Linked DNA regions of Mus musculus: all the other regions are linked to region 2. The links are chromatin loops, found by intact Hi-C in ENCODE. Cell type or tissue: heart. All regions are shown on one strand. Each heading gives the region's core, and the rest is flanking DNA. Links, peaks and the distances in the headings are about the cores only. Region 1 has its middle 11 kb from the start of Elmod1. Region 2 has its middle 19 kb from the start of Sln. Region 3 has its middle 45 kb from the start of Tnfaip8l3.

Region 1 (10,579 bases), core at 1,723-9,722, 160 kb before region 2:
AGATCTCAGATACCACTGCCAATCAGGGCAGGATGGGGTGAAGCAGAGTCTTGGACAGGTGGGATACTGGTCCAGTTGGGATCGAGGTCCAGAGCAGGGGAGGTTGGGGGCGTGGATGTCGGGGGTGGAGAGGGATAGGAGGGTGGGGTAAGATGGGGGATGAGGGAATGAAGGGTGGGGAATGAGGTGGGGGTGGGAGGGGGCAGCAGAGGGGGAGTCCTTCTCTGTGTTGTGGTCCTTTCAGGCAAAGGCCTTCTCTGACAATCTTTAATGAAGCCGCTTTCTGGGATGATCTTAGCTTGTTTACATTCCTTTATTTGGGGTGGGTTTGTATAGTTTAGGGGAAGGGTGTGAGACTATCTAGGGAGGAAAAAGGTCACTGGCTGAAGGCTAAGGCTACTAAAATGCCTCATTAGCATGGAGAGGCATTCCAGGTGCTTGGTAAGTACCCGACTACCTGTGACCACGTGGTTGAGGGCTGCCTGGTTACACCTCCAAGGCAGGCGGAGAAACCTGGAGGAAGCCAGTTCCACTCCTGCTGGCCTCAAGTTCTGAGATTTCTGGGGGGTTTGAATATGCTCTACCTCGCCAGTTCCACCAGTTCCTCTTGAGGCACGGTTCTCGTGCTCCACAGAAACCCACCAGTCAGAATAGAGTAAAATCATTTTCCTTCAAGGTCAGTGACATTGGGAAATATCAGGCACACACTGTGTTGCTCAGAGTTTCTCACTATTGTCTTTGGGGATGGAGACTCTCTGTGGAGCAGGCATGTCTAAAATTCACAGAAAGAATAAAGGGTAAAGAAAAACTGAGAATCCAAAGAATCAACAGGAGGGGACAAGGGGAGGAGAGAAAAAGGACGAGTGCCCAGCACACTCCATCCCATACTAAAGGGAGCTTGTGCCATCTAGTGGCCGTTGTATGTAATAACTACAAATGATGCTTCAGATGGCTGGTTCAATGTAGATAGGGACCCTCTCTTGTAGAAACGAATGCATTACACAGAAATAAGTGAGTAAGTGAAAACCTGGAAGAATCACTGCATGCAGATCTTGGAAGGGAGGAGCTAAGAGGCCAAGAGGATGGTAAAAAGCAGAACAGAGAGATTTATGACCGCACCGGGAAGAGGGCCAAGAGATCTTATTAGGCCTCTTTCCTCTCCCCTCAATAGCTCCCAGAAATAATGTAAATGTTAAATATATAATAATGCTTGGTGATTGGCAATGTGTTGTAATAATAATAAACTTAAAAGACTTAAGAGAGGCCACTTTCTTTCAAGGCTTGCTCAATGCTCAGGAAGAAGACCTGGGCCAGGTGGTGACATAATGTGTCCTGAAGGTAACAGAGGCAGGACAATCAGTAGGGCTTGCTGAATTCCAGATAAAATCCAGTTACATCAGATTTAAAACTGAAGTAAAAAAGCGAATAAGTCAAAATGAACTTAAGCATAGGATTCTCCCCCAAAAAGCTATGAGTCTGGAAGGCAGCATGGAGGCCCTCTTCCCCTCCACACTCCAACACACAAAGGTTGGCTGGAAGGTGAGAGCTATGCTTGTCTAAGTAGTCCTGCTCAGCCATGGCCCTGCACATCATGTCTCTGCTACAAGGTCAAGGTGCTATAAATGGATGATGATCCTTCAGCACCTACCGCTCAGTTTCAGGTACAATGGGCGGGTGCCACCGTGTCCAATGTTTTCCCATTCAGGTGTGAGATAATAGAACTACGTGTCACCTACTCATTTACCTGCATACCAGCATACTCATTTGTTGAGTATATATATATGCTGTATACCAGCACCCATGTAGTTGTTATGCCACAGTTACAGAGAGCTATAGCACAATGTAAGTAATTTCAGGACCTGGGTTATGTGAGAGAGAGAGAGAGAGAGAGAGAGAGAGAGAGAGAGAGAGAGAGAGAGAGATATCTTAGGAAAACCTTTCTAGAGTTTACTGGTCAAGAAGAGCACAGACAGACAAACATAGGCACACACGCACAAACAGCAAATACATAAATAAGTAAGTAAATAAAAAGGAAAAGACATAGCTGTTGTTATCACTCTTTCATGGCCACCACAAATGAAAAGGGGACACCCTGTTCCCGAGGACATAAGGCACTTTGGTGGCTTGGTGGAGAAATATACTTTGGTGTGATGTCACACATCCTCCCTTCCAGTTGGCTCACTTGTCCCCAAAAAGTGGGCTCCTAGTGGCTCTCCATTTATAACGTTTGTCTTTGTGTTATGCCTGTAGTCTGGGCAGTTGGAAGAGGCAAGGGTCAGAGAGGAATGACAGCAAGTGCACCCACCACACTATACACTAAAATGAGAGCAAGTGCGTCTACCACTGCATACACTACGGAGAGAGCACAGATTCTGACCCCTGTCAGAGAAGGAAAGGCAGGTTCTCGCCACTGAGATGCATCCTCACCTCAACACAGCAGGAGCCAGCGAGTAACCTAGCAGCAGATTATAATAATTACTTGTTAGAAACAATGACAATTGATGCCCCTGTCCACCACTGTGGCATGGGTAGGGTGCGGGACACCCAGAGGTCTGTCAACCATTATGATGAGCGAGTAAATGGTGGAGAGATGGGAGAGAAAGAGAAGCAGAGTGGTGTGTGCACAGTGAAGAGAGGCAGAACTGGAAAAGTGAGGATGGTGAGGAATAGCCTGATGTGAGCAGCCTGGGCTGCCACCTGAGGGCATGTGAGGCCCAGTCCACGCTGCTACTGAGGACCGTGTCTGGGTCAGTGGCCCTGCATAAGCAGGGGTCTGTGTTGATGTCCATGGTCCATGTTACCACCAAAGGCCATGTGGAAGTCCCTGGTGTGGACTGCTGCCTCGGACCATTTTGTTGTCCAAGGGCTGCACTGAGTTGACCCTGTCCCTCTGTGGCTGAAGCACTGAGGAGAGCATCCCCACCCTTGCTGGAGCAGCATGAGAGAACTAGCTCTGGTAATGTGGGCACAGAAGAGCAGGCCAAAGGTCTGAGAGCAGGACAGCTGGCCCCACCATTGCAGGGACAGTACTGGAGATCTGGCCCTAGTGACATGAGCTCAGGAGAGCTGGCAGGCTGACCAACTAACTCAGCTACCACCCAAACACAAATCTATATCTTTGAGTTGGTCCACACTAACATGATCTGCTGGAGCATGTGAAGGGGCTGGTTCTACAGATCCAAAGCTGCAGGATCTCCATGACACAGGGCAACAACAGGACGTCTGAGAGGAGTCCCAGTGAGGACCCAGTATTGATAGTGTAGCAGAAGCCAGAGGCCTAGAACCAGGCTCATTAAGATGGTGTACTGGCTAGTTTTGTGTCAACTTGACACAGCTGGAGTTATCACAGAGAAAGGAGCTTCAGTTGGGGAAATGCCTCCATGAGATCCAACTATAAGGCATGCTCTCAATTAGTGATCAAGGGGGAAAGGCCCCTTGTGGGTGGGACCATCTCTGGGCTGGGAGTCTTGGGTTTTATAAGAGAGCAGGCTGAGCAAGCCAGGGGAAGCAAGCCAGTAAGGAACATCCCTCCATGACCTCTGCATCAGCTCCTGCTTCCTGACCTACTTGAGTCCCAGTCCTGACTTCCTTGGTGATGAACAGCAGTATGGAAGTGTAAGTCGAATAAACCCTTTCCTCCCCAGCTTGCTTCTTGGTCATAATGTTTGTGCAGGAATAGAAACCCTGACTAAGATAGATAGATATTTGCAAGTAAAGCTGTTTGGGCAAAAGGGTGTACTGTGTGACACACCACAGCTTCCTCAACAAGATGATTTCTTTTAGTTTTTTAAATTCTTTTGTTTCCTTTGTAGGTGAGATTGCAAGGGCAGAGATTGGCTACGGAGGGGCGGGGAGATGGGTGGGATTGGGATGCATGATGTGAAATTCACAAAGAATCAACAAAATTTTTTAAAATAATGATAATCATACTAACATTGAATTGAGAATAATCATGAGGTATAGTCATTCACTCCTTTTTTTAATCTTTAAATTTTCGGAGATAGTTGTTTTGCCTGCACTTATGTCTGAGCATCACATGAGTGCCTGGTGACCTCACAGGACTTAAGTGGACATCAGGTCCCCTACAACTGGAGATTAAACAACTCATTCATTACATAATGCATAATGAACAGGTCAAGAAAGAAATAAAAATACAGAAATGGAAGGAGTGCTTTCAAACTCCTTCTATAAATCTTTTATTAACCAGTTTTGGGCAATTTAAAACCAGGTAAAGATAGAGGGAAGGAAGAAAGGAAAGAAGGAAGAAAGGAAAGAAGGAAGAAAGGAAAGAAGGAAGGGAGGGAGGGGAAGGGAGGGAGGGGAGGAAAGGAAGGAGAGAAGAAAGTAGGGGAGGAGGGAGGAAAGGGGAGAGGGAAGGATGGAGAGACAGAGACAGGGAGACAAAGAGACAGAGTGTCCTAATGATCATAGAATTAAAAAATGCTCACTTGAAAACCAAATACAGACTTCTATCAAAAAGATTATCCACCATGACTGAGTTGGCTTTATCCCAGAGATGCAAAGTTGGCTCACCACACACAGGTCACTAAATGCAGCGAACCACATAAATGATCTGAAAGACAAAAAACAATCTGATCATCTCCATAAATATAGGGGGGGAAGCTTCCCTGAAATCCTATATGTCCCAGTGATAGAAGGGCTAGAGGGACCTTAGGGTCATTTTCCTACATATTAAAAGCTGTAGATGAGAAACCTAAGCCCAACATCAGCCTAAATGGAGAAAAGCTTGAAGCAATCTCACTGGAATCAGGAATACAACAGGGCTGTCTGCTAATCCCATCCTTTTCAAGACTGTGCTCAGAGCACTAGAGGGAGCACTAGGACAGGAGAAGGAAGGTGAAGGGACACAAATAGGAAAGGAAGAAGTCAAACTCCCCTGTTTGTGGACGACATGATACTATCTGTAAGAGACCCTCAATGTTCTGCCAGAGAACGTCTAGAAATGAAACACCATGTCAGACTAGAAATAAAACACCATGTCAGCAAGGTGCCCGTGTATAGAATCAACTTGCATGAGTCCATAGCCTGACTATGCACCAACAAAAAACAAAACATAAGGAAGAGATGGCGAATACACTCACTTTCGCAATAACCTGAAAGAAATTTAAATATTTATGAATAAGCCCTAGCGCAGGAGGTGAAAGACCTCTACAAGGAAAACTTTAAATTTCAGGAGAGAAGGAAAGGGGGAGGGGGAGAAACAGAAAGAGAGGGAAAAGAGGTGGTGGTGGTGGGGATAGGAAACGGAAAGGCAGACCCTGCTCTTGGATCAGTAGAGTTAATAACTTGAGCATGATGTGTCTATCTGAAGGTATAATCCGTTTCAGTGCAGTGCAAATCAAAAGCCCCACCACATTCTTTACAAAATAGAAAAGAAGAAAGGAAAATTAATCTAAAACTTTCATGGAATCACAAAAGACTTCAGTCAGTCAAAACAATCTCAATACCATTCCAAACTTCAAGTTATAGTACAGCACTATAGTCATTAAAACAATGTGTTACTGGCTCAAAAATAGATACAGAGACCAGCGGAGTCATATCCAAGACCCCAACAGGAATATGTGTAAGTATTCCATCTACAACACACACTGAAAACAAGACATTTTCTACAAAGATGTTGGGGAAACTGGATGCTCACATGTAGAGGAATGAAATTGGATTCCTATCAATCACCAGGCAAAAAACTAATTCTAAATGGAGAGGGGGACCTGGAGGAGATGCAAGAGAGGTACAGAGGGTCAGGAAATTGAACAAAAATATGTAACAGGGGGAATGAGAAACTGGGGATACCTATTGGAGGGTCCCAGACACCAAGGAAACATGAGGTTACCAGGACCCAACAGGGATAACTTTAGCTAAAATGCACAGGGGATATATGAAGGGGGATATAGAACCTGTTGAGACTACCTCCAGTAGATGGTCATGGCCCTTGGTCAAGGGATGGGGCCACCCACCCATCTCAAAGTTTAACCCAGAAATGTTCCTGTCCAAAAGAAGAACAGGGACAAAAAATGGAACAGAGACTGAAGGAAAGGCCAACCAGGGACTGCACCACCTGGGGATCCATCATGTCTGCAGACACCAAACCCAACACTGTTGCTGCAGTCAAGAGGTGCTTGCTGACAGGAACCTAGTGTGGTGTTCCTTGGGAGGTCGGGCCAGCAACTGACCAATGCAGAGGCGGACGCTTGGAGCCAACCATCAGACTGAGCTCAGGGAACCTGGTGGGGGAGCTGGCAGAAGGACTGGAGGAGCGAAGGGGGATTGCAACCCCACTGGAAGAACAACATAGGCTGGCTGACCACCCAGTCCGCCCAGAGTCTGGACCACCAACCAAAGAGCGTACCTGGAGGGATCCGTGGCTCCAGATAGATATGTAGCAGAGGAAGGCCTTGCCTGACAGCAGTGGGAGGTGAGGCCCTTGGTTCCAGGGGAAGTTTGGTGCCCCAGCGTAGAGGGGTTGCTGGAGCGGTGGGGCAGAGGAGTGTGGGTGGGTGGGAGAGCAGCCTCATACAGGCAAAGGGGAGGGGAGAGGGCAGGTGTGGGATGAGGGGTTGATGGAGGGGTAACCGGGAAGTGGGATATCATTTGAGATGCAAATGAATGGAATGATTAATTTTAAAAAAACGACAAAACATAAATGTGAAAATTGAGACACTGAGATTGAAGGAAACAGGCAATACCCACAGTGTGTAAGCTTGGGGAAAGATTTTCTGTCGCCGAGGGGTCCAACCGCCCAGTGCTCCAGGTCGATGCTTTACAGATGGGGCGTCACAAAAGGAAAAAGCTCTGTACAGCTGAGAAGATGATAGAACAAGAGACGATGGTCTCCTTTTTAAAGATTAATTATTTTCTTTTATATGCATGGTCTGTGTACATGTTTGCAGTTCCCTCGGAGGCCAGAAGGCGGCACTGGATCCTCTAGAACTGCAGTTACAGACCACTGTCAGATGCCACTTACAGGTCTGAAAGCGCTCACATCCTCTGGAAGTGCAGCTAAAACTCTTAACTCTTAAACTGAAGTGGGACTATGCAGATTTAATTCTGTAGAAACAGAACGTGGCCCACTCTTGCTAGCCTCTCTTCTCAGCCTGGCCCTCGCTGTGAGTCTTCTGACTTGTGTCAAAAGCCAACAGCGTTTCTCTAAATTTTACTGTATGTGGCTGGGAGTGGGGACCGTACATGTGGTACTTCTGATTATTTAGTTGGGTAGCATGTATGTCACAGCATGGAAAGGTCAAAGGACCAACTGTGTTAGTTGATTCTTTACCGTCTGTGACTTCAGCTCAACTGGATCCAATACATTCTTCTGGCCTCTAAAGTCTCTGTCTATCTCCGCCTGTCTTATTCTCTTTTTGTCTGTCTGTCTCTGTATCTCTTAAAACACACACACACATTAATTTTCTAAGAAAGTTCAGATGTGAATGGGTATGTACACACATGTGCATGTTTATGTGTGCATGCATGTGTGCTTATATAAATGTGCATTTATATGTACATGTATGTGTATATCAGTATTTATATGTGGTTGTGTGCATGGCCATATTGCATATCTATTCATATGTGCATATGTATCATACCTGCATATATATGTGTTAATATATGCATGTGAATGTTTGTGTTCATATGTATATAGGTATGTGTTTATATGGCAATTTATGCATATATAGTTGTATGTGTGCATTTATATGTGCATGTGTACATTCTTATATATGTATTTATAATCATATATTTATTCCTATCTTCATAGTTTCATATGTATATTTGTTTTCATATGCTCATGTGTGTGTTTTATGTGCATGTACATGTGTATATGTGTATTGTGTTCATGTGTGCATATGGATATGTGTGTTCATATGTGCATTGTGTATTCATATATGCATGTGTATGTCTGTGCTTATGAATTCATGTGTTTGTATAGAGGTTTACATTTATGTGTGTGTACATATGTGATGTGTGTATTCATACATAAATGTGCCTGTGTGTTTATATGTTCAGGTATCTTAGAGTTTTATTCGTGTGAAGAGACACCATGACTATGGCAACTCTTATAAAAAAAAATTGGGGCTGGCTTGCAGTTCCAGAGGTTTAGTCTGTTATCACCATGGAGAGAAGAATCCTGGCTGATGTGGTGCTAGAGAAGGAATTGAAAGTTCTACATCTTGATCCACAGCCAGCTGAAGAAGACTACCACACTAGGCCTAGCTTGAGCAGATGAGATCTCAAAGCTCGCCTCCACAGTGGCACACTTCTTCCAACAAGCCCTCACTTCCTAACAGGGCCTCTCTTTATGGGCTAAGCATTCAAACACATGAATCTATGGCAACCAATCCTATTCAAACCACCACAAGGTGCAAATGTGATTTCATATGTGCATGGCCATGTGTGTGTGCATAGGTACATGTGTGCATTCATATGTGCATGTATGTGTTCATATATATGTGTGTATAGTCATATGTGCTTAACTATGTTTATGTGTGCTGGATTTGTGTATATGCATGGTCATAGGGACGTATGAATGCGTTTGCATTTATATATACTTATGTGTGTGTGCACTCCCATGTGTAGACTTTCCATCAGACAACCTGGAATCTGGCCTCTTCCGTCATTACTAGATTGGCAGTCTTGATCTCTCTCTGCTTCTGTTCCTCATCTATATGTAAAATGGGAATAATAATATACTTACCTTTAGGGCTGTTATGAGGATAAACTAGATAATATCTCTATAATGTTTTGAATAAGGCTGGCCATAAAGTAAGACTCTATAAATGCTAGATGCAATTCTTTAAATGCTTCACTTTAAGTCTGTAAGGCTCTTCCCTTATCTCTGCCAGCTACATTATGTTCCCTCATAAATAAACTGCCTCAGTCCCTTATAGCCTTACCATGCCTACCACAGCCTAATGTGCATTAGTGCTACTGGATGGCAAGCATTTGGGGACAGTTGACATGCTGACTTCTCTCTGTGATGTGCCTATTAAGTACTCTCACCATTGCACTAACTCATAACTGGCTTCACCTGGGCAAAGGAAGGTACTAGCCCGATGAGGCCAATCCAGAGAAGTTCTGCTTAGAGGGTTCCACCTGGAGCAGCATAGACATTTTACCACTTCATTTCAATATGGACTAGGATATGGAGCAGATGAGCCTGGATTGATACTTTTAGAGAACTGGGCTTCCATCCTAAGTGTTTCTTAATTAGTTCCATGCATCAGGATCACCTAGGGGAGTTTTCACAATACTCAGGCCTGGGTCCATACCCTACAGACTCTAATTCGAGGGAACCAGGTAGTGTGCTGGCTGCTTATCTGGAAGTCATTTATCCAGATAATTCTGAATCAGATCTGCTGGACCAACTTTTCCATTTCCTTTCTACACATTCAACAAAAGCCTGCTTCAGCCGGAATATACCCTATCCACCGTTTTGACGGCTCTTTCCACATAACTAGCTATAGTATGGATAGACAGCTCTTCTCAAGTTCTCAACTCAACAAAAGAAAATGCTTTGGATTCTTGTTTGACTATCCCATGTGACCGTGAGTGATGCTCCAGGAGGACCGAGCGACTAGCAGTTTCCCTAGTGAATCTTCTGCACTTCGAATGAGAACAGCACCACAAGCCTTTGGGTTGTTTTCCCGGACTGCCTCCTTTGACTGTGGGCTGATACTGCCCAGGGTGCTGAACATGGGGTGCTGCCCCATGGTGGCATTGCTGCTGCCACATCTAGTTTTCTCTTGGGTGCTGTCCCCAACTTCTAAATTTTAAGATAGTTGTCTACCTTCTTGTTAGAGAGACCCGTGTCCGAGACTCATGTCCCTCAAAGCTTTGATTGGGAGATAAAAGCGGAACAGAGAACAGGAAAGTATAATTGAGTTCTATCCCTTTAAATAAATCACATTTCTAATCTTTACATTTTTAAGGTTTATTTTTATATTTGTTTGTGTGTATGCATGTGTGTAGGTACCCACAGAGGGCAAAGGATAGTGTCAAATCCCTGGGTGCTGAGGTTACAGTCAGTTGCCTGCTGTGGGTGGAAACTGAACTCAAATCCTCTAGAGGAGCCACTTAACCATTGAGCCATCTCTTCAGACATAAACTATGATTTTCAGGTCCATAAAAGGATAGAGGTTATACAAACAAACAAACAAACAAACAACGTATATTAGGTCCCAGCTGATGGCATTTAAGCCTCCGAAGCTCTCTGTATCTTCACTGGCTAATTCCCTGCCTCTAAACACTGTTGATTGGTCTGGAAATTTAGCTCACTGGTAGAGCAGTTACCTAGTATGTACAAGGCCTTGGACCCAATCCCAGCACTACAAATAATAATCATGATCGTAGATAAAAATAAAGTGTTGCTGATTCTGCAATCTGTTGTCCTTTCTATATGTGCTCCAAGGAAGTCATGGCTGAAATGATTTATCAAATTAAAAGGGAGATATTAAAAGGGGTATATATATATATATATATATATATATATATTCCTAAACTCCAACTGTTTCAGGAACTGAATAGAAATCTTCCCTGAAAACAAGTCTCATTTATAGCAGGCACTTGA
Region 2 (10,579 bases), core at 1,657-9,656:
ACAGAAAGAGCCAGGACCCTGGATCAAGTGCAGACATGTCAGCTACTCCACAGGGCTTCTTCCTCTGCGGCAAATGCATGTGCTCTCAGAAGAGCTGCTGAGACATAACCTATAGCGTAGCAGAGGTCAGTGTGGGAGACGGGAACATCCCCAGGAGGAGAGTACACAGCATATACACAGTGCCTGCAGCCATGCAGGTGCATAGTAGGACCAAAAAGTACATATTGAGGCAATGCCTGAACAAATATGCAATTTCTCTAATGTGTTCTTGTCCTTCAGTCTTATCTATCTATCTATCTATCTATCTATCTATCTTTCTCTCTCATCTATCTCTTCTCTCTTCTCTCTCCTTCCCTCTCTCTCTCTCTCTCTCTCTCTCTCTCTCTCTCACACACACACACACACACACACACACACACACACACACTGAAAATAAATCTTTAATAGAGAAAGAAAGGAGGAAGGGAGGAAAGATGAGAGAGAGAGAGAGAGAGAGAGAGAGAGAGGTCCTCCCTTCCTCCTTTCTTTCTCTATTAAAGATTTATTTATTTTCATTTGTGTGTGTGAGACAGAGAGAGAGACAGAGACAGAGATTCTGGTCCTCTTATCCTATAACTATGAGCACCAAACCACTAAGTTAGGAACCCCTGCTTTTCTTTGATCTGTCATCTTGCAAAACACTCTCACCTCTGTCCAATTGGGGTTCAGCAGCCCCGTGCGAGCAATCTCATTTTAGTTTAACAGATCCTGACACTGAGGTTCTGATGGAATTAGCAGCTGACAGAGCAGGAGCCAGGCCCTCTGGTGACTTCCAGTGCCCAAACTGTCACACCCTAGCTACCAGAAGTCACATCAACAGGAGCAGAGCCAGCAGGAGATGACTCCTCTTCCAAGACTCTTTCCAGAAAGTGAGAGCACTCTGACACCTGATAGGGGCTGACCACTGCTCTCTCCTCAAAGCCCAATTACAAGAACATTTGTGCTGAGTGACTCATTTGCCAGTAGCCTGGGGGACGCTGGAATCATGGTAGTTTGCTTAGCCTTCATTTGATACTAAGTTATAGGTCAGTCTTGTAACAAATGTTTAGAAAGAAATGTTCATTTTAACTGTATAAAAGTGTAAACTGTTTATAGATTTCTGGTATAAAATATAAATCTATAAACAGAACTAAAAGACAAACTGTAAGCTGGGCTTGATGACATAGCTTCGTGATTCCAGAACCTTACATGGTGTGAGACAGGTGAATTTCAAGTTGAAGAATGTTTCAGCTTTGACTGAAGTCAAGGCCAACACAAGTAATTTAGCAAGACCTTGTCATGAAATAAAACAGTTTAAAAAGGGATGGAGGGGTAGCTCAGTGGTAGAGCTTGCCCAGGATGCATAAGGCCCATAGATTCAAACACTATTAAAGAAAAATATAGATTTATAAACCACAGACTGGGAGAAATAGTAATGTGATATGTGATAGAGATAGATAGATAGATAGATAGATAGATAGATAGATAGATAGATAGATAGATAGATAGATATAGAGAGATAGATAATGATTGATTGATTGATAGATAGATAGATAGATAGATAGATAGATAGATAGATAGATAGATAGAGATAATGATAGATAGATAGATAGATAGATAGATAGATAGATAGATAGATAGATAGATAGATGTAGATGTGTGTTTATGTGTGTGTGTCCAGTATTCAAGGAATAGAAAGTCAACAAGAAGATTAAAAACCCAATCCAAAAACAAAACAAAACAACAACAAAAACCCAGACAATAGATATAAGCAGGAAACTCACAAAACGATAAACTATAATGGTCAAAGAAACGTGAAAAATGATCACTGTTAATTGATATTCACAATAAAACAATGAGACAACCTTTTACCTTACCAGATTTATAGACATTTACAAGTCTAACAGTTGAAGTATTGATGGGCCAACCAAGACCTTCACTTGGGAGGGAAACAATCAGACAGTATCTAGCAAAGCTAAAGGTGCTCTCTGTTCTGGTAAGGACTCCACTCCCTCAAATGCAGATGCACATAAAGGAACTTACACATACATAAGCCGAGTCTGCCAGGAAAGTCACTAAAGTACTATTTGCCATCAAAACAAAAAACACAAGAGCTGAGCCGGGCGTGGTGGCGCACGCCTTTAATCCCAGCACTTGAGAGGCAGAGGCAGGAGGATTTTTGAGTTCGAGGCCAGCCTGGTTTACAAAGTGAGTTCCAGGACAGCCAGGGCTATACAGAGAAACCCTGTCTCGAAAAAAACAAAAACAACAAAAAAAATTATTTCCTAGTGTGGCGGCACATATCTGTAATCCTAACACTCAAAAGGAAAAGACAAGAGGATTACTATGAGTTAATAGCCAGCCAGAGCCACATAGCAAGACTCTATTTTTTTTTAATGCATGATGTTAATACTCATTTGAAGCAAACACAAAAAGCATGGTCTAAATGCAAAATAAATTCATGATAATGGGTATTGTGAGGAAAGAGAAACATAGGGACTTCATATTTGTAAGGCTCTTTTTTCTTAACCTACTCCCTACCCCCAAAAATATATATGGATTTTTTGCTTTTAAAACAAAATCCCAATCTTCTGATTTTACCAAATGAAGACTTGGAAGCCAGATGCTGGGGTGAAACCATGTTAGCCCAGAGAAGCAGAGAAAGCACCCAGCGGACCTTCCACCTCAATGGATGTCCCAGAAGGACAAAGTCAGTTCTCCTTCTCCACACTGTCTTTAAAACCCTTCAACAGAATGTCCCTTCCTTCGACTTCCTGTGGGTCTCTCTATCCACCATCCTGACTTCCTCTTACTCTTTATGGTTATTTCCTATGTTTACTCTCCGTCAACTGGTTGCTTTCTCTGCCTCTTGAACTATGGTTGACTTTACTTAATCCTATAATCCTTACAATAAACAGAGAGCTCTTGGATTAAAGGTGTGTGCTAGGGCCAAGCTATACCACAACTAGAGACAAGATTTTCCAGTATACAATCTCAGGGATCACAATATGACCAGATATCCTGCGATGTGGACTAAATGCTTGAAAATATTTTACTTTTTGTCTCTAAAGTAAATAATAATGAAAACAAAAATAAATAAATGGATAAATAAATAAATATTGAAATGGTGAACGTGTTAATGAAGGAAAATGGTTACCCCTCAGGCTGGAATAATAGGGTGTTCAGACAAAGGTTATCCAATCATATTCAGATGATTAATGGAGTCTTGCTAAGTGTCAAATAGAGGGCTGGACAAGATGGCTACTTTACATATTCCTTCTATAAATAACATTTGATGAGTCAAAGGAACACTGTTCCCCTGGACACCTTTGTTGTGACTACAGTGTCAGAGCTCAGTATTTGAGAGAAATGGAGTGAGCCCATTGGAACCCAGCCCTCTTTGGAAGCATGCACAGTGTAAACACTGCCATTCCACCATGAGGAGGGAGGGTTAGAATATTGTAGCAGGCAGAGTATTTTCTGAACCTTTGTGGCTTAAGGTCACCACCAGTGGCTTCCCACATTCACCACCTGATAATGAAAAACTCTTCTTTTGCTAACCACCTCCTGTGTGAGCAGACCATGAGTTTCCTAGGATCAGGTCTCAGAAGGAGGCAAGATGTCCTGGGCACCATGTTTCAGCTACAGCCTGGAGGCCTGACTTTTACAAATTGTTGAATTCATTTCAACAAAGTGCTTACATGCCTGGGAAAGCTGTCCAAGGTCTTCTCAGCATGCCATGCGACTTTTAATGATCCATTTATATAACCTCTGCCTGCCGGGTGTAAAACAAGCCTGGGCCCTGTGGATTTGCAGAGATGTGTTAATGAGCCTTTGTTTTGCTTTGTTCTAATTTAGTTGAAGAGTTATGTTAGGCATCATCTTAATTCTTAGCACATTACCATGATCAGTCCACACACACTTCTCCCTCATTATAACTTCCTCATTTTCCCCCTTTCCCCCCAAAGTCACCATATATAACATATTTCCTAACACTACATATATCTTTGGAAATTCATGGTGTCGTGTTTACACCTTCGGTATAATGTTGATCCATTCCTTACATCTATCACGTCAACACTGCTTGTAAGGTGTCCATCCTGCACGAACGCCTCATTCAAGCTTCCAACGTATTCTTCGTCTACCGTGCATTAATTACCAATCCTCTCATGCAATTGTTATTGCTGTTGTTGATGGGAAATTATTTTCTGTAATATTTTTAAGTTTGCTCTTACTGGCTGAGGAAAGAGTGGTGTATGTTCTTGGAAGGTGACCCTAAGTCCAGACATCTTGCCAGATATTTTAACTTGTCCTGATTGGTAAGCTCGGTCTGAAAAGACTGAGCATGGTGTCCTTATATCTACTTTTTTATGCCATTTATTCTCTTTCTGTTCTAGCACTAGGCAAGACCTACCTGATGCTGATGTCCTCATCAGAGGTATTCACTGCCCTGACTCACTGTTAGGAATCCAAACTTCCATCTTTGAGGGGCCATTTGTTACGTTTTGAAAAATGTATGGGTACAGGGTAGTACTTGTGTGGTGGTCAGGGTACAACTGGCAGAAATCAGTTTTCTCCTAGTTCGTGGGTCCTTGGTATCAAATTCAAGTTGTTAGTCTCATCAGCGAGTGCTTTTACCCACCAAACCATCTCATAAGCACCATGAGGGAGCATTTGAATAGACCATGATGGAGCCACACAGTGGGGTGATACACCACTATAAAACAAAATCATAAAGACATCCATTTATTTTGCTGTGAAATACTCCTGGGGCATAGTGTTGAGTTAAGAAAAAATACAGGTTAAATCATAAAATTTTGCTTTCTGCTTGTTCTGTGAGATAGAGTCCCTCTCTGTAGCCCTGGCTGGCCTGGAACTCACTCTGTAGGACAATCTGACTTCAAACTCATAGAGATCTACCTACTTCTGCCTTCTAAGTGCTGAGACTAAAGGCCTGCACCACCAAGCCCAGCAAATAAATATTTCTTAACAGCTCGTGAGGTTCCACCCGCCATAGTTGTTTTGTTTTTGTTTTTGTTTTCTGAGACAGGGTTTCTCTGTGTAGCCCTGGCTGTCCTGGAACTCACTCTGTAGACCAGACTGACCTTGAACTTAGAAATCTGCCTACCTCTGCCACCCAAGTACTGGGATTAAAGGTGTGTGCCACCACTGCCCGACCATAGTTGTTTTTTTGAAGTATAAATTACTAAGTTTATTTTTGTTTCTAATGCTGGGAGGATTCCAGCCCTTGTGTGTTAAGTGTAGGGTGGGAGCAGGCACTGTGGTTTCTTACAATTAACTGTTAAACCTGAGAATCACAAGGAGAAAAGACCAAATCCACTATTGTCCAATCAAAGCAAGCTGTATTTCAGGGTCCAGTGTGGACCAGCCAGCCAGCTGTCTCACCAAGTCAGAATTTGAAAGAACAAGCCTCTGAGAGGACAATTACTTCGGGTGAATAGAAAATACTTCTACACCAAGGCTGTGGGGTTTGACCAAGATGCAAGGCCAGTTAACAGCTAAAATGAAGGGCCAGGTTTATCTCTTGCCTTCTCCATTGTATACTGCACTACACAAACACGAGCTTTGCACATGGGGGGGGGGGGGTTGTAGCCTCGTCTGAGGGAATATAGCACCTCTTTTAAAAAATACAAATTAATTAAAGAAAAAAAAAGTTCTTCCGGGCTGTAGAGATGGCTCAGCAGTTAAGAGCACTGACTGTTCTTCCAGAGGTCCTGAGTTTGATTCCCAGCAACCACATGGTGGCTCACAACCATCTGTAATGGGATCTGATACATTCTTCTAATGTGTTTCTGAAGACAGCTGCAGTGTGCTCATATAAATAAAAAATAAATCTTTAAAAATTTTTTTAAAAAGTGTTCTTCCTGCAGTTACTAAAATTCCAGGGCATTCTTGTCCTGTATGGTAATGCAGGTTGGGGTGATATGCCTTCAATAAAAATGAGTGATGTAATCTAACCTGAGGAAGGATGGTCTTTACCCAGCTGCCTCTCAGAACCCAGTGTTGCTGTGTAGAGTATACCCTCCCAGGAGGCTTTCCAGAGGACCCTGGGATTCCAGATCTTACTGGAAGCACCACCCACAGAGCTCCTGAGCCACTGGGAGCCAAATCTTCCAGACCTTCCGGTAGCAAGGTGCAGGAACCCGCAAGGGGCAAGATTCAGACCCAATTGTCTGAGTGGTGAGGCATCAAATTGTCAGCCCAGCTCCTCTGTGTCTGATGTGATATCTATCAGGGGAAGAGGGCGAAGGAGATGGCAAGCAGCTTCCTAAGAGCACAAATTCAGTCTCACTACCGGATATGGAAGCAAACATAAATACAATCTTATCTAATCTCTCCGTCTTGGGAGGGAACGGTACAGCCTGATCTGGGGAAACCGGGAGCCGCTGGAGACATACAGCCCTAATAATACACATGTTCTTTCTCCGGTTATTAAATATCAGCAAGGTAATGCCACGATTCAGCTGAACAAAGTCCCCGGAGGCTTTCGGTTATTTTCCAAAATTTTTGTCTCAATACTGCCACCAAGTGTTCAGTGCCCTCACTTCTCAAACCTCAGCTTAACTGTTAAAGGGAAAGCTGTTTAACCCTAGGAAAGACCAAGGGGGGGGGGGGCGGGGGGAGGTGTCTATAATGCATTTTTGAGTGGGGAAAGTAAAAAATATAAGTTCCAAAGCAGTATGTACTTTTGAATCCAAACACATGGGTTGAGTGTGTGTATATGTGCAAACTTTTTCATATGTGTGCATGCATAAAACAAAAGCGAAGCAAGCAAAATACCTAGCACAGAGCTGAGACTATGGTTCAGTAGAGCTCTCAACAAATATGTCATGAACCCCCAAGGCCTCATACCAAAAATAGACGGATGAATGGATGGGTGGATAGATATAGACAGACAGACGGACAGATACCAAGAAACAGTCACCAAGTAATTGGTGATCATTATCTCTAGTTGTGGGATTTAGGGATATTTTATTATTTCCTTGCTTCACCTCCCAACTTGCAAGAGTGCACTGGCCACAGATAGTGTTCTCATTTTCTAATGGAAAACACTACCTTAACCCTGGTGGCTTAAGACAGCCTAACCTCATTTTCCCACAGTTTGGGCAATTGCAAGTCGGAAACTGTTCTCACTGGACTTCCATGGCCTCTCCCTGTTCAAAACCAGCCAAAGCCAGCAGAGCCCTTTCCACCGGAGTTTTACCTATTCAAAATGATAATTTTAAGGAATCGCACCTCCTGGCTTCAGGTTGTTTCCAGAAGGCAGCAAGAAGTGTTTAGAAGGGAGGGTGCGGTTCAGAGCACCAGGTTCTCCTCCCGCAAGGGAAGACGCACATTTCCTCTTTTGTTTTGGTGTGGACTCCCAGTCCTCTGAGGGGAAGATCAAAGCCCATACCTCGCGACACTGTATGCTGTGCACCCTCAGACCAGGTAAGGGCCCATTCGGTCCAGCTTCTGCTCCGGTTTACAATTGCAGAAAGCCTCAGAGGAAGTCCTGCTGGGTAGAAGCTGAAAGGGACAGGACATATGAAGAGAATGCAGGTTCAGACTGAAGGAGTCTATAGCGTTAGGGGAAACCCCCAATGCCTGGGGTACAGCCAAGTGGAATAGCACTGGTCCAGTATGTGTGTCGTCCCCCCCCCCCCCAGAAGGAAGAGGGGGGAAAGCCACTGGGCAACTATGTAACCAATACCTCAGGAAAGACACAACCTGCTTCCTTATCCAGGAAAAGTTCCCCTATCCCTTCCCAAGAACTATTTCAACCCTGACTCTGATTTCTATTCCCATAGAGCTGTGTGTAAATGAACTAGGGAATCTTTCACGCGGGAGATTTTTGAGATTTATTTATAATCTATATGAATCAGTAATGTATTCCATTTTATTACTGAATGACATTCCATTTATAAAACTGTCTCATTTATCTATTTTCATGTAGGTGGACACTTGGGCTGCTTCTAACTTGGTGCTGTTGTGGTTAAACATTTCTTGTTAATCAAAGGCCAATGTACCGGCAACCACCATCATCTGCATGGGCCCAGGGAAATTGTGTCCTACCTTTAGCTCAGCATTAGGTAATGGCTATCAGCGGTCTGATGCTTATGAGAAAATCTTGCTTTGGTTTAGCTTTGCAGTGGTAGAAACAAGGAACTTTGTGCATGCTAAGCAAGTGTTCAACCACTGATCTACATCCTCACCTCCACGAACAAAATTTTTGAAGCACAGTCTGACCTATCATAATGTGAGGAAGTGGAAGAGTGCAATACGGATGGAGGGGAGTAGCCGTGTGCTGTGTCATTGTGCCTTCAGTAAACATTATGCATTTGTAATATGCAAATGTGATAGAGGGTTCACTTCCCTGTCCCGGGAAAAATGTGGTGACTAGGAAGGGAAGGGAGAGTCCAGGTGCCTATTTTTAGGGTGGTACTTGTAATCAAAATAGAGATAAGAAGTAAGCTACGGGCTGGAGAGATTGCTCAGTGGTTAAAAGCACTGACTGCTCTTCTGAAGGTCCTGAGTTCAAACCCCAGCAACCACATGGTGGCTCACAACCATTCGTAATGAGATCTGACTCCCTCTTCGGGAGTGCCTGAAGACAACTACAGTGTACTTACATACAATAAATAAATAAATCTAAAAAGAAGGAGGAGGAGGAGGAGGAGGAGGAGGAGGAGGAGGAGGAGGAGGAGGAGGAGGAGAAATAAGCTACTTCTGAGGAAACAAAGTGTGGGAGTCACTGAAGAGGAATCTTTGACACTAAGGAAATGAATATAAAGGTGTGTGTGTGTGTGTGTGTGTTGTTGTTGTTGTTGTTGTTGTTGTTGTTCTGGGAACCAAGCCCAAAGTTTTGTGTATGCTAGGTGAGTGAGTGTTCTACCCCTGGGCTTCATCCCCAGCCAATTCCTCAAGTAATGGAAAGAATTGGCTAGAGAAACCTTTCCATCAATTACAAAGTCCTTACTGCAGTCTGGACAATTAGTACGGGGCAGAAATTGGTTGTGCTGAAAGACAGAACACATAAAACTCACATGAAACTGGAAGACAATGCAACAGAATGTCTCTCATATCGTAAAGATAGGTAGGTAGATAGATAGATAGATAGATAGATAGATAGATAGATAGATAGATAGATAGATAGATGCAAAAAAAAAACACTAATAATTCCATTGATCCAAAAATTGAAGTTAAACCACCCTTGGCAGGAAATATTATTTCTATGGCAATAAAGCACAAATAATTATTCATTTTTACCAGAGGAGAAATTCCTGTCATAATGCTTTTAAAGAGAAACTACTATATTTTTCAAACTTGGTAGTTTGTTCTTAAGTGTAAGTTAGTCCGATAATGTGGAAATATTACCTTAATATTTAAGAAATTTGCAGAATTTTCCTTTTCTTTTTTTAATAAGGAAGGCACCAGGCAGCTGCCCTAAATAAACGTATCCCTTTGGGATAAGTTAGCTTAAAGTCATTAACAATGATCTCCACACCAGATCTTGATGTGGATATGGACAGACTTGCGCCCCTTGGAGAGATCTCTTCTGAACCTGTGTGTTGTCTTTATAACGCTCAGTAAGGTTGCATCCTAGGGCAGACTGGCGAGCTTGGCACAGAGGGGAGTGAGGACCGTTCTCTGTTGGAGAGCTGAGTATTTTATAATTGACTGCACTCCTAAAAACAGAATCCCTGGACAGCAAATGACATTTGTAATTCTGGGCAGTGAACCCTCAAATCACCCCTTGCTGTCAGAGTCTAGCGGACACCTTAAAAAAAAAAAAAAAAAAAGGTCTAAATTATACATAAAATAAAAGGTTAAGCTGCACAACTTTAAAGGTGGTGTACAACTAGAATTCCAGAGGATGAAGTAGGAGGCTCACAAGATCAGGGCCAGCCTGGGCTACATAACAAGACCCTGGGGCTTAGTCAACGGTTCACTAAATATTAGGGTCTACAAAATGCCCTGGCAAACTTCAGCGGGGTTAGATCGTTCCTTCTCTGGCAAAAGACTGGAGGAAACCTAAGCAGATCTATAGCTGCGCAATCTCAACCCAGAAAGCAACGGCGTTGTCCTCTGTGGAAGGCTTTTCCATGGTGATATGGCATCCTGGGGAGTGACTTGCCAAGCCGGAGGTGCAGAGATATGACAAAAAACCCTCTGGAGTTTGCAAAGGTTCAGGGGAAGATGGGTGCCCCTATGGAGAACTCTTTACGCATGAAGTCCATGAATTCTGGACTAATTCGTTAGTAGATGCTATAGAAACATGCCCCTGTTTTAAGGAGTGGTTTATATTTAATACTCTGGGCTTCCTTTATTTTTGGATCCTCTCCTCTGCTGTTGACACCAAAATAACTGGTAATCTCAAGATAACAAGGGAGGTGACAAGACTGTGAGACTTGAGATAACCGAGGTGTGTGGAAGGGATGTGATGCCAAAACAGGAGGCCGGGCTGCCGCACTCAGGGCGCAGTAGCTCCAAATATCCCCAAAGGGGCAGAGCCTTGCAGCGCTCTGCTCTTCCTGGGTATTTACTTATTCCTCGCTTG
Region 3 (10,579 bases), core at 1,716-9,715, 280 kb before region 2:
CTGACTAGGCCATCTTTTGATACATATGCAGCTAGAGTCAAGAGCTCCGGGGTATTGGTTAGTTCATAATGTTGTTGCACCTACAGGGTTGCAGATCTCTTTAGCTCCTTGGATACTTTCTCTAGCTCCTCCACTGGGGGCCCTGTGATCCATCCAATAGCTGACTGTGAGCATCCACTTATGTGTTCACTAGGCCCCGGCATAGTCTCACAAGAGACAGCTATATCAGGGTCCTTTCAGCAAACTCTTGCTAGTGTGTGCAATGGTGTCATCGTTTGGAGGCTGATTATGGGATGGATCTCTGGATATGGCAGTCTCTAGATGGTCCATCCTTTTGTCTCAGCTCCAAACTTTGTCTCTGTAACTCCTTCCATGGGTGTTTTGTTCCCAATTCTAAGAAGGGGAAAAGCGTCCACACTTTGGTCTTTGTTCTTCTTCAGTTTCATGTGTTTTGCAAATTGTATCTTATATCTTGGGTATACTAAGTTTCTGGGCTAATATCCACTTATCAATGAGTACATATCATTTGAGTTCTTTTGTGATTGTGTTACCTCACTCAGGATGATGCCCTCCAGGTCCAACCATTTGCCTAGGAATTTCATAAATTCATTCTTTTTAATAGCTAAGTACCACATTTTTTTGTATCCATTCCTCTGTTGAGGGGCATCTGGGTTCTTTCCAGCTTCTGGCTATTATAAATAACTGCCTGTATTTTTCATCTGACAAGTATTCTTGTATTTTTTTTTTGCCTGCCTTTTTCAACCATGTTTATCACCTCCCTTTCCCATTGTCTAGCTCTGGGCTTGCCCTTCAGTCCCCTTCCCGAGGAGCCTCGAGGGAACCAAGAGTGTCTTGCTTTCCTGTGGAGGCCTGAGGGGACAGGGGAGGAAAGAATTGCCAGCTTGGAACATTGTCCCACCAACCCCTTTCCAGTGGGGTCTACCTGAGGTAGAGCCAGAGAAATCAACTACCCTGACCTCCATCATCTGGCTCACAGCTCCCCCTGCCTTCCTGAGAAGTCCTGCTACCATCAGGATCACCCAACCAACACCAGGGAAAACCAGATGTCTAAAGACCAGCAGAAGAACAAAATCAACAAGACCTAGGGCAGTATAGCACCACCAGAGCCCACTATCCTGCTTCAGCAAACCCTGGATATACTAATGAAATTGAAGCACAAAAAGATAATCTTAAATCCAGTTTTAGATGATAGAGGCCTTTAACAAGAAAATGAATAAATCTCTTAAAGAAATACCAGAAAATATATTCAAACAGGTAGAGGCATTAAAAGATGAAGCAAACAAATATAAAGAAATACAGGAAAATACAATCAAACAGGCAAAGGATATGAATAAAACTGTACAAGACCTGAAAATGGAAATAGAAGCAATAAAGAAAACATTAACTGAGGGAATCCTGGAGGTGGAAGATCTAGGGAAGAGAACAGGACTACAAACATAAGCACCACCAGCAGAATATAAGAGATGGAAGAAAAAATCTCAGGCATAGAATATATGATAGAAAAAATCAGCACTCAGTCAAAGAAAATGCAAAATCTAAAAAGTTCATGACACAAAACATCCAGGAAATTTGGGACACAATGAAAAGACTAAACCTAAGAATAATCTCATAGAAGAAAATTTCCCTAACCTAAAGAAAGAGATGCCTATAAAAGTACAAGAGACATACAGAACATCAAATAGATTGGACCAGAAAAGAAAACCCTCCCACCACATAATAATAAAAAAATTAAGTGTACAGAGCAAAGAAAGAATATCAAAAGCTGCAAGGGAAAAAGGACAAGTAACATATAAAGGTAGAACTATCAGAATTATATCCAATTTCTCAACTGAGATTCTAAAAGCTAAGACTCTAAGGGTCTGGTCAGAGGTCTTGCAAACCCCCAAAGACCACAGATGTCAGACCAGACTACTATACCCTGCAAAACCTTCAATCACTGTAAATGGAAAAATCAAAAATATTCCATGACAAAGACAAATTTTAATAATATATTTCCACTAACCCAGCCCTACAGAGGATACTAGAAAACAAATAAAATACAATCCAGTGAGGATAACTACACTCAAGAAAAAACAAGAAATAAATAATTTCATGTTATTAAAATCAATAGAAGAGAAAACACACACACACACACACACACAGACATGCAAACACACACTTCCACCACCAACATTAAAATTACAGAAAGTCAGGGCCCCCAATGGAGGAGCTAGAGAAAGTATCCAAGGAGCTAAAGAGATCTGCAAACCTGTAGATACAACATTATGAACTAACCAGTACCCCAGAGCTCTTGACTCTAGCTGCATATGTATCAAAAGATGGCCTAGTAGGCCATCACTGGAAAGAGAGGCCCATTGGACTTGCAAACTTTATATGCCCCAGTACAGGGGAATGCCAGGGCCAAAAAATGGGAATGGGTGGGTAGGGAAGTGGGGGTGGGGGGTGGGGGGACTTTTGGGATAGCATTGGAAATGTAATTGAGGAAAATACATAATAAAAATATTTTTTAAAATTACAGAAAGTAACTTAAGAAACAAGCTGGAGTAACAACTGTAATATAAAATAAAATAGACTTTCAACCAAAAGTAAACAAAATAAATGGGAAGGACATGTAATACCCATCAAAGGAAAAATCCCCCAAGAGGACATCTCAATTCTGAACATCTATGCTGTAAATGCAAGGGCACCAACACCATAAAAGAAACATTATTAAACTTAAGTCACACATTGAACCCCACCCTACACATTAATAGTGGGAGACTGCAACATCCTGCTCTCCCCATGGACAGGGCATCAAGACAGAAACTAAACAGAAAAATAATGAAACTAATAGAGGTTATGATTCAAATGGAACTAGCAGCTATCTTTGGAATATTTCTCCCAAACACAAAAGAATAAACCTTCTTCCCAGCACCTCATGTGGCCTTCTCCAAAATTTACCACAAAACAAGCTTCAACAGATACAAGAAAATCTAAATAACCCTTTGCATCTTATCAGATCACCATGAATTAAAGCTGGACTTCAACAACAACCAACACAACAAACAACTGGCTTAGTTTCTGAGAGCTGAAGGGAATGGCAACAGCATTTGAAGACCAACAGTGTCAATTCTTTACAGCTCTTGAAAGAACATTCTCATCGTAATTGAACAACTCTCTACTCAGTGATCACTGGGTCAGGGAAGAAATAAAAATGAAATTAAAGGCTTTCTGGAATTCAGTGAAAATTAAAAGCACGATATACCCTAACTTACTGGACACTATGAAATCAGTGCTAAGAGGAAAGTTCACAGTACTAATTGCCTTCATAAAGAAATTGGAGTCAGTGGTGGTGCACACCTTTAATCCCAGCACTTGGGAAGCAGGTGGATATCTGAGTTCGAGGCCAGCCTGGTCTACAAAATGAGTTCCAGGACAGCCAGGGCTATACAGAGAAACCCTGTCTCAAAACAAACAAACAAACAAACAAACAAATAAGAAAGAAAAGAAATTGGAGAGTTCTCATTCTAAAAAATTAAAAGTAGATCTGAAAGCTCTAGAAAGGAGAAGAAAAGAAAAGGAAAGGAGAGGAGAGGAGAGGAGAGGAGAGGAGAGGAGAGGAGAGGAGAGGAGAGGAGAGGAGAGGAGAGGAGAGGAGAGGAGAGGAGAGGAGAGGAGAGGAGAGAAGAGAAGAGAAGAGAAGAGAAGAGAAGAGAAGAGAAGAGAAGAGAAGAGAAGAGAAGAGAAGAGAAGAGAAGCAAACACATCCAAGAGGAATAGACAGCAGGAAATAATCAAACTCAGGACTGAAATCAATCAATGAGAAACAAGGAGAACAATACAATACAATGAATCAACGGAACCAAGAGCTGATTCTTTGAGAAAATCAACAAGATAGACAAACTCTTAGACAACTTTACTAAAAGACAAAGAGACTGTATACGAATTAACAAAATCAGATATAAAAAGGAAGACATAACAATGGACACTGAGGAAATTAAAAGAATCATTAGCCTTACTTCAAAAGCCTGTGCTCCACAAAATTGGAAAAGATGGAATTCTATAAATTTGAATAAATTCTAAGTGAAATAGATGATTTTCTAGACAGAAACCAACTACCCAAGTTAAATCAAGATTAGCTAAACTATCTGAATAATGCTATAACCCCTAAGGAATTACAAGCAATCATTAAAAGTGAAAAAAAAAAGAGGCCCTGGGACAGATGGTTTTAGTGCAGAATTCTACCAGACATTCAAAACTTCCTAAGAGGAGTTAATATCAATAGTTCTCAAGCTATTTCACTAAATAGAAACAGATGGAACATTGCCAAACTCATGAGGTTACAGAAACCCTGATACCTAAAGCCCACAAAGACTCAACCAAAAAAGAGAATTTCATTCAAATTTCCCTTATGACCATTGATGCAAAATACTCAATAAAATACTCACAAACTAAATCCAAGAACATGTCAAAGCCATCATCCACCATGATCAAATAGGGTTCATTTTAGGGATGCAGTGGTGGTTCGATAGACAAAAATCCATCAACTTAATCCACCATAGGGGGGAAAAACCCACATAATCATCTCACTAGATGCTGAAAAGGCTTTTGACAAAATCGAATACTCCTTCTTGTTAAAAGCCTTGAAGAGATCAGGGATACAACATACACAATAAAGGCAACATACAGCAAGGCAATAGCCCACATCAAATTAAATGGAGAGAAACTCAAAACAAGTCCACTAAAGTCAGAGACGAGACAAGTCTGTCTACTCTCTCCCTATTTCTTCAGTCTAGTACTTGAAGTTCTATTAGAGCAATAAGACAACTAAAGGAGATCAAAGGGACACAAAGTTCAAAATATTGCTATTCACAAATGATATGATATGATACACAAGTGACCCTAAAATTTCTATTAGAGAATTCCTACACACCTTCAACAAAATGGCTGGATACAAAATTAACTCAAAGAAATCAGGAGCCTTACTTTATGGAAGTGATAAAGGAGCTGAGAAAGAAGTTAGGGAGACAAAATCCCTCACAATAGGCACAAATGGTACAAGATATCTTGGTGTAATTCTAGCTATCTAGAATTACACCAATTCTAGATGGTATAATTCTTTCCATTTAGAAGATGGAAAGCTATCCCATGCTCATGGATCAGGAGGACTGACATGGTGAAAATGAGCATCTTACCAAAAGCAATCTACAGATTCAATGCAATCCCTATCAAAGTTCCAACATAATTCTTTACAGATATTTTCTTTTTGTTTTTTTAAATTAATTTTTAAAATTAATTATTTTATTTATTTGCTTCCCAAATGTTTCCCCCTAATCCCCCTTCCAGAGTTCCTTACCCATTCTCCCTCCCACTGACTTCTGAGAGAGTACTTCTTCCTCCTCATCAGGTATCCCCCTTCTCTGGGGCATCAAGTCCCTACAGGATTAGGCTAGTCCTCTCCCAGTGAGGCCAGACAAGGCAGTCCTCTGCTATATATGTGCCAGGGGTCTCAGACCAGCCTGTGTATGTTCTTTGGTTGGTGGCTTAGTTTCTGAGAGCTGAAGGGAATGGCAACAGCATTTGAAGACCAACAGTGTCAATTCTTTACAGCTCTTGAAAGAACAATTCTCAACTTTATACAGAAAAACAAAACAAACAAACAAAAAACAAAAACAAAACAGGATAGCTAAAACAAGACCAACTGCTGCAGTGTCCTGAGCTGAACATCAGAGGGAGACAAAGAACACAAAACAAATTGAAGCACAGAAAACTGATCAAATAAAAGGGGTTTGAGGTTAAATAATTTTGGAGAGAAATAGACACATAAAGATGACAAACAGAATAAAGACTTTTTGGATTTTATGTAATACTATTTTAAATGGTTGAAAGGGGATAGAAAACAGAGGAAAATGACACATTGCTGGTTACATTTATTATATTATTAAATTTCATTCTTACCTTAATAAGCATTTTAGTTTATCGTGTCAAACATTATAGGATAGAATAAAAATTTATAAGTCAGAATATGGAGACTACTTAGAGAGGCAGGAAAAGAAATGGGTGAAATTTGGAGGCAAACATTACAGGAGACCTTACTAAAATAAATAAATCAGAATAAGATACAGATATAAGATACAAAGATATTAGAGATACAAAACACAGAAAAATAAAACATAGAAGTAAGGTTTGGAACAAAATGTTCAAAAATTTATAGATCAGATTGAAGAAGTGGAAGAAAAATGAGGCATGGAGAGAAAATTTAGAGGAGACATTAGAGCAGAAGATACAAGAACTTACAAATCAGATTGAACAGAATGCTAAGATGGCAGACATACAAAAACAAGTGACATAAAGAATATGGACAAAGACCTTAAAAGAGAAGTTCAAAACATTAATTAATTAAAGCTAAGAAAAATATTCATGTAGAGACAGAAGATAAACATAAAGTCAACCAAAAGTTGTTAGAAAACAACCTTCCACTCATCTGGTTAGTACACAACAAGGACCAGCAGACGCAGAACACACACAGGTTTATGAGGGATACAAATGACACCCTGTGGATGTGTTGGATTTGAGAAAGGTTAACAAAAGTGTTACTAAATTTTGAATGCATTCACCAATCATAAAACAAATCTTGACTTCTTGGGCAATCAAAAATAGAACAATCCCCCAAGACTTTCGGAATGATGGGAGAAGAGCAATATTAGAACCTGGGCTACAGTTACAATGGCTTTCATGGTAGACTGAAGAGGCTATGGAGACAGCACAGAGAAATAAAGCCAGAGACATTAAGATCAGCTGCTAGGTGAAGGTCAATATGCTGAGATAGACATACAAGCCACATATGATGAAGAAACCTTGGCATTATGTCACATACCCGCCTTAAATGCCTGGGACAAGGTTGAAGAGACAGGAAAAAGACTCAAACCATTCATTCAGGTTATACCAGTTCCAAAAGAAATATTCACTGACTTTTTTCAAAGATTAACTTCAGCTAAAGATAGAAAGATATCAGTTCTACTCGTTAGGAAGGAACTAATCGAATCTTTCCTCAAAGAGGTGATCAGACTGCTGAGAGCGTGATCACCACCTATTGATGAATGGATTAGGAATACAGTTGATAATCAGATTTTATTGATTACCTGAGATAACCCGAATAGAAGAAGCCATTTCTAACAGTTGTGAGAAAAGGCAAACTCACAAATGTCTTAATTGTGATGAACAAAGTAATTTTTAAAAAATGACAGAGAAAACCAAACTGATTCCAAAAGAGAGCTTGTGCCTTTTAGTATATGCAAAAGATGTGGCAAAGGCCAACACTGAACTAAAGAATGTGGGTCAACAACAGACAAATGGGGTAACCCCTTATTAAAAACACGCTGAGGGGCCTCTCACTGGTCCCAATACCAAACAGCAAAAATATTCTTACACAAAAATAATTGGATTATTTCTCATATAATAAAAGGGACACCATTTTACGGAGCTCCTACACTTTATAGTGACACAAATAAATCTGATAAGGCAGAATATGAGTTAAAAATAATAAGGTAGTTGACAGTCCTTATGAGTCAGTTCAAAAATCAGAATTATATGCAATTCTTATGGTGTTAACTAGATTTTCAAGAATCTCCTACATGGTAACTGACTCTCAATATGCAGAAAGGGTTGTTTTGGTATAGAAACTGTTGGACTTATTCAGGATGAATGATTCAGAATTGACTTCATTGATTATTCAACTACAAAAAAATGATTAGAAAGAGGAATAAATAATCCATTGTAAATAATCCATATCAGATCCCATATGTGTCTGCCAGATATTCTAACACAAGATAATGATGACATTTATCAGCCTTGATAAGGAGTGTGCTTGAGGTGCCAGAATTTCATAAAAACATGTTAACAGCAAAGGTTTAAAGTAAGAATTTTCTATCACTTGGCAGCAAGCCAAAGAAATTGTTAAAAATAGGTCCTAAATGTTCTTTATATAACCAAACTCTATTACCTGCAAGAAACAACCCAAAGAAATGAAATTTAGCAAGTGGATTTTTTTTTAACAGAGTTTGGAAATGTAAGTATGTGCACCATACTATAGATACATGTTCAGGACTTCAATGGGCAACTCCTTTAACTTCTGAAAAGGCTGATTCTGTAATTATGTATTTATTAGAAGTTGTGGTCATTATGGGGATACCTGTACAAATTAAGACTAACAATAATCCAGCATATGTCTCTAATAAAATGAAGCAATCTTTGTACAGATTATAACATAAAACATATTATGGGCATACCACACAATCCTACAGGGCAAGCAATTGTGGAAATATCTATTTGTACTTCAAAAAATGCTTAAGAAATAGGTATAACAAAGACTCTCAGAGTCTTACATAATGCTTTATTCATTTTGATCTTTTTAATGCTAATGTATAGTGGGTTTGACCTAATGTTGCTTATATTAATGTTAATTTTGGTCCCCCAAACTGCTTACATGAATGTATATAAGACACTGAGGGACCCTGCCTCCAGTTGGTTCTGACTGGTAAATAAAGATGCCAGCAGCCAATTGCTGGGCAGAGAAGACAGAATAAGGACTTTTGGGATTTCTGGGCTTGGGACAGAGAGGAAGGAGGAAGAAGGAGATTCGCCATGCCAGGAGAAGGAGAGTAGAGAAGCCATACCTGAGAAGAGTGGAGGACAGAGAGGCATAGGCAACATGTGAATTAGCCTGGAGAGTGCAGCCCAGCTGGACAGCCCTCTGGATTCAGGACAGCCAAGGTAGAATAGAGAATTTGGTAAGTAATAACTTGGGATTATCAGAAGGAAGTTGATTAACCACATGGAGGTTAGGAAGTGGCCCAGCTATTGAACTGGTTAAGGCATATCAAAATGTAAAGACTGTGTGCATGTCTTTTATTCGGGAACCTAGAACTTTGGGGTAGGTAGCATGAAACCACACTACCAGAGAGATAATTATTACAACACTAATGAAAAACAACAATAACAACAACAAACTACAGCTGCTGAAAGACATTCGTTTATGAAAAAAAAATGCTGAACTAAACCAACCTGTTTATTTTCAAGATGTTCTGACCTCAGAATGGAACAGGAATGTGTTATGCTGGGAAAGAGGTTTTGTCTATATTTCCACAGGAAAGGAGAGACTATGGATTCCTAGAAATCAGATATGACAAAGGGAAAGCTCCTAATGATTTCTGCTACAGACAGGAAGGAAGAAATAAAAAAAACCGAATAGAAGAAGTAATATGATTTGCTGATTCCTTCATATGGGAACAGCTCTGAAACTAGCTGAGAAATGAAAATGTCTTCAGTCAAAACTTCAGCTTACATAACCAATAATTCTTTTGCTACAAAGTTCTCAAGACTTACCATCTCATTCTTTTAAGAGGCATTGAAAGACCCACAACGTGAGGACTCCCCCATGTTCTGACTCAGGAGAGGTGACACCCCAAATCACTCACAAGAAACGGTCTTGATGCAAAGTGCAAGAGGTTTATTCAGGAAAGATCAGTGCACTGGGTACGACTCGTATCCCACACAGGGGTAGAAGAGTTGACCCCGAGCTCAAGGGGTAAGGAGTTTATAAAGGCAAAAACTGCAAACACCTGGCATTGGGCTATAGCATTTGGCAAGCTAGCAAGTTTTCATAACAGGTTTAAGGAACGGTTAGAGTATTCTGTACAAACATTTCCTGGAACAATGGGGCCTACTTTTTGGTTAGTACATCCTGGAACAATGGGTCATAAAAATTTTTACTCCCTGCTATTAGTGAGGTCTATTTTGGACACAGGTCTAGGGGCTTAAATAATTTTTTACTCTCTCTCAGGATCTTTCAGCATAAATAAAAATTTATATTGCAGTTTGGTTACAATCCAAAGTACCTTAAGAAAGATAGATGTCTTTCATCTGCTCAGAGAACAAGGAATTTTCATTAAATGAATTGTTCACTTTGCACACCCCGTACCTATGCTAATGCAAAACTGTATATTACTTGTGAGATCTTATATCTTCACAGAGAATAACAACAACAAAAAAAGCAGCCTTGGGTGGGAATTTATTTCTGGTTCTCCTGGAGACTCAGTTGTGTCATGTGATGTTTTTCTGGAAACTGTCTTATGAGAGAATGTTTTGCTGAAGCAGACATTTAGGAGGATGTCTTGCTGAGAACAGACATGTGATGTTTTTCTAGAAACTGCCTAGAAAAAGGGCATGTGATGTTTTGCTAGAGCAGATGCTTGAGAGGACATGTGAAGTTTGAAAAGGGTACAAGTATAACAGACAGTGGACAATGCTTTGGCATTGGTTTGCCTTGCCGCTCTTGCTGGTCTTCCTTGGGCTCTGCTGTCGCTGGTCTTCACTGAAGAAGCTGTGGCATTTGTTCACTTGCCTTCTTTGCTAATCATTATTTGTTGTAACTTTGTAGAGATGTGAACCAAAGAATTTCTTATGATATTCCCGTGGGTTCTTACCATTTCCATGGACTCAGGCTGATTGGTAGAGCCTTGCAGTTTCTTCTGGATTAAATTGTAGATGCTGATTCATGAATGGTGTTTGTGAGCATATT

The links. Hi-C counts contacts between places; a loop is a spot of excess contacts. Peaks named below come from ENCODE experiments on the same cell type or tissue, not always from the same donor. Only the 100,000 strongest peaks of a DNase experiment are listed, where the experiment ranks them.
Region 1: a loop joins it to region 2, with 9 times the contacts of the local background. A loop is called at or near these places in 22 of 42 quality-filtered maps.
Region 3: it touches region 2 in a loop (5-fold over the local background); 7 of 42 quality-filtered maps call a loop at or near these places.

The regions. Positions count from the first base shown.
Region 1 is chr9:53,981,440-53,992,018 of GRCm38, reverse strand. No RefSeq gene overlaps it. Among named protein-coding and RNA genes, the nearest start is that of Elmod1, 11 kb to the right of the region's middle. In heart, for the core only: CTCF peaks have their summits at 4,837 (motif pointing right) and 6,932 (motif pointing right); no DNase peak of the experiment used is centred there.
Region 2 is chr9:53,825,501-53,836,079 of GRCm38, reverse strand. No RefSeq gene overlaps it. Among named protein-coding and RNA genes, the nearest start is that of Sln, 19 kb to the left of the region's middle. In heart, for the core only: a CTCF peak has its summit at 6,556 (motif pointing left); no DNase peak of the experiment used is centred there; H3K4me3 peaks cover 652 bases; H3K27ac peaks cover 482 bases; H3K27me3 peaks cover 1,003 bases.
Region 3 is chr9:54,108,079-54,118,657 of GRCm38, reverse strand. No RefSeq gene overlaps it. Among named protein-coding and RNA genes, the nearest start is that of Tnfaip8l3, 45 kb to the right of the region's middle. In heart, for the core only: a CTCF peak has its summit at 5,727; no DNase peak of the experiment used is centred there.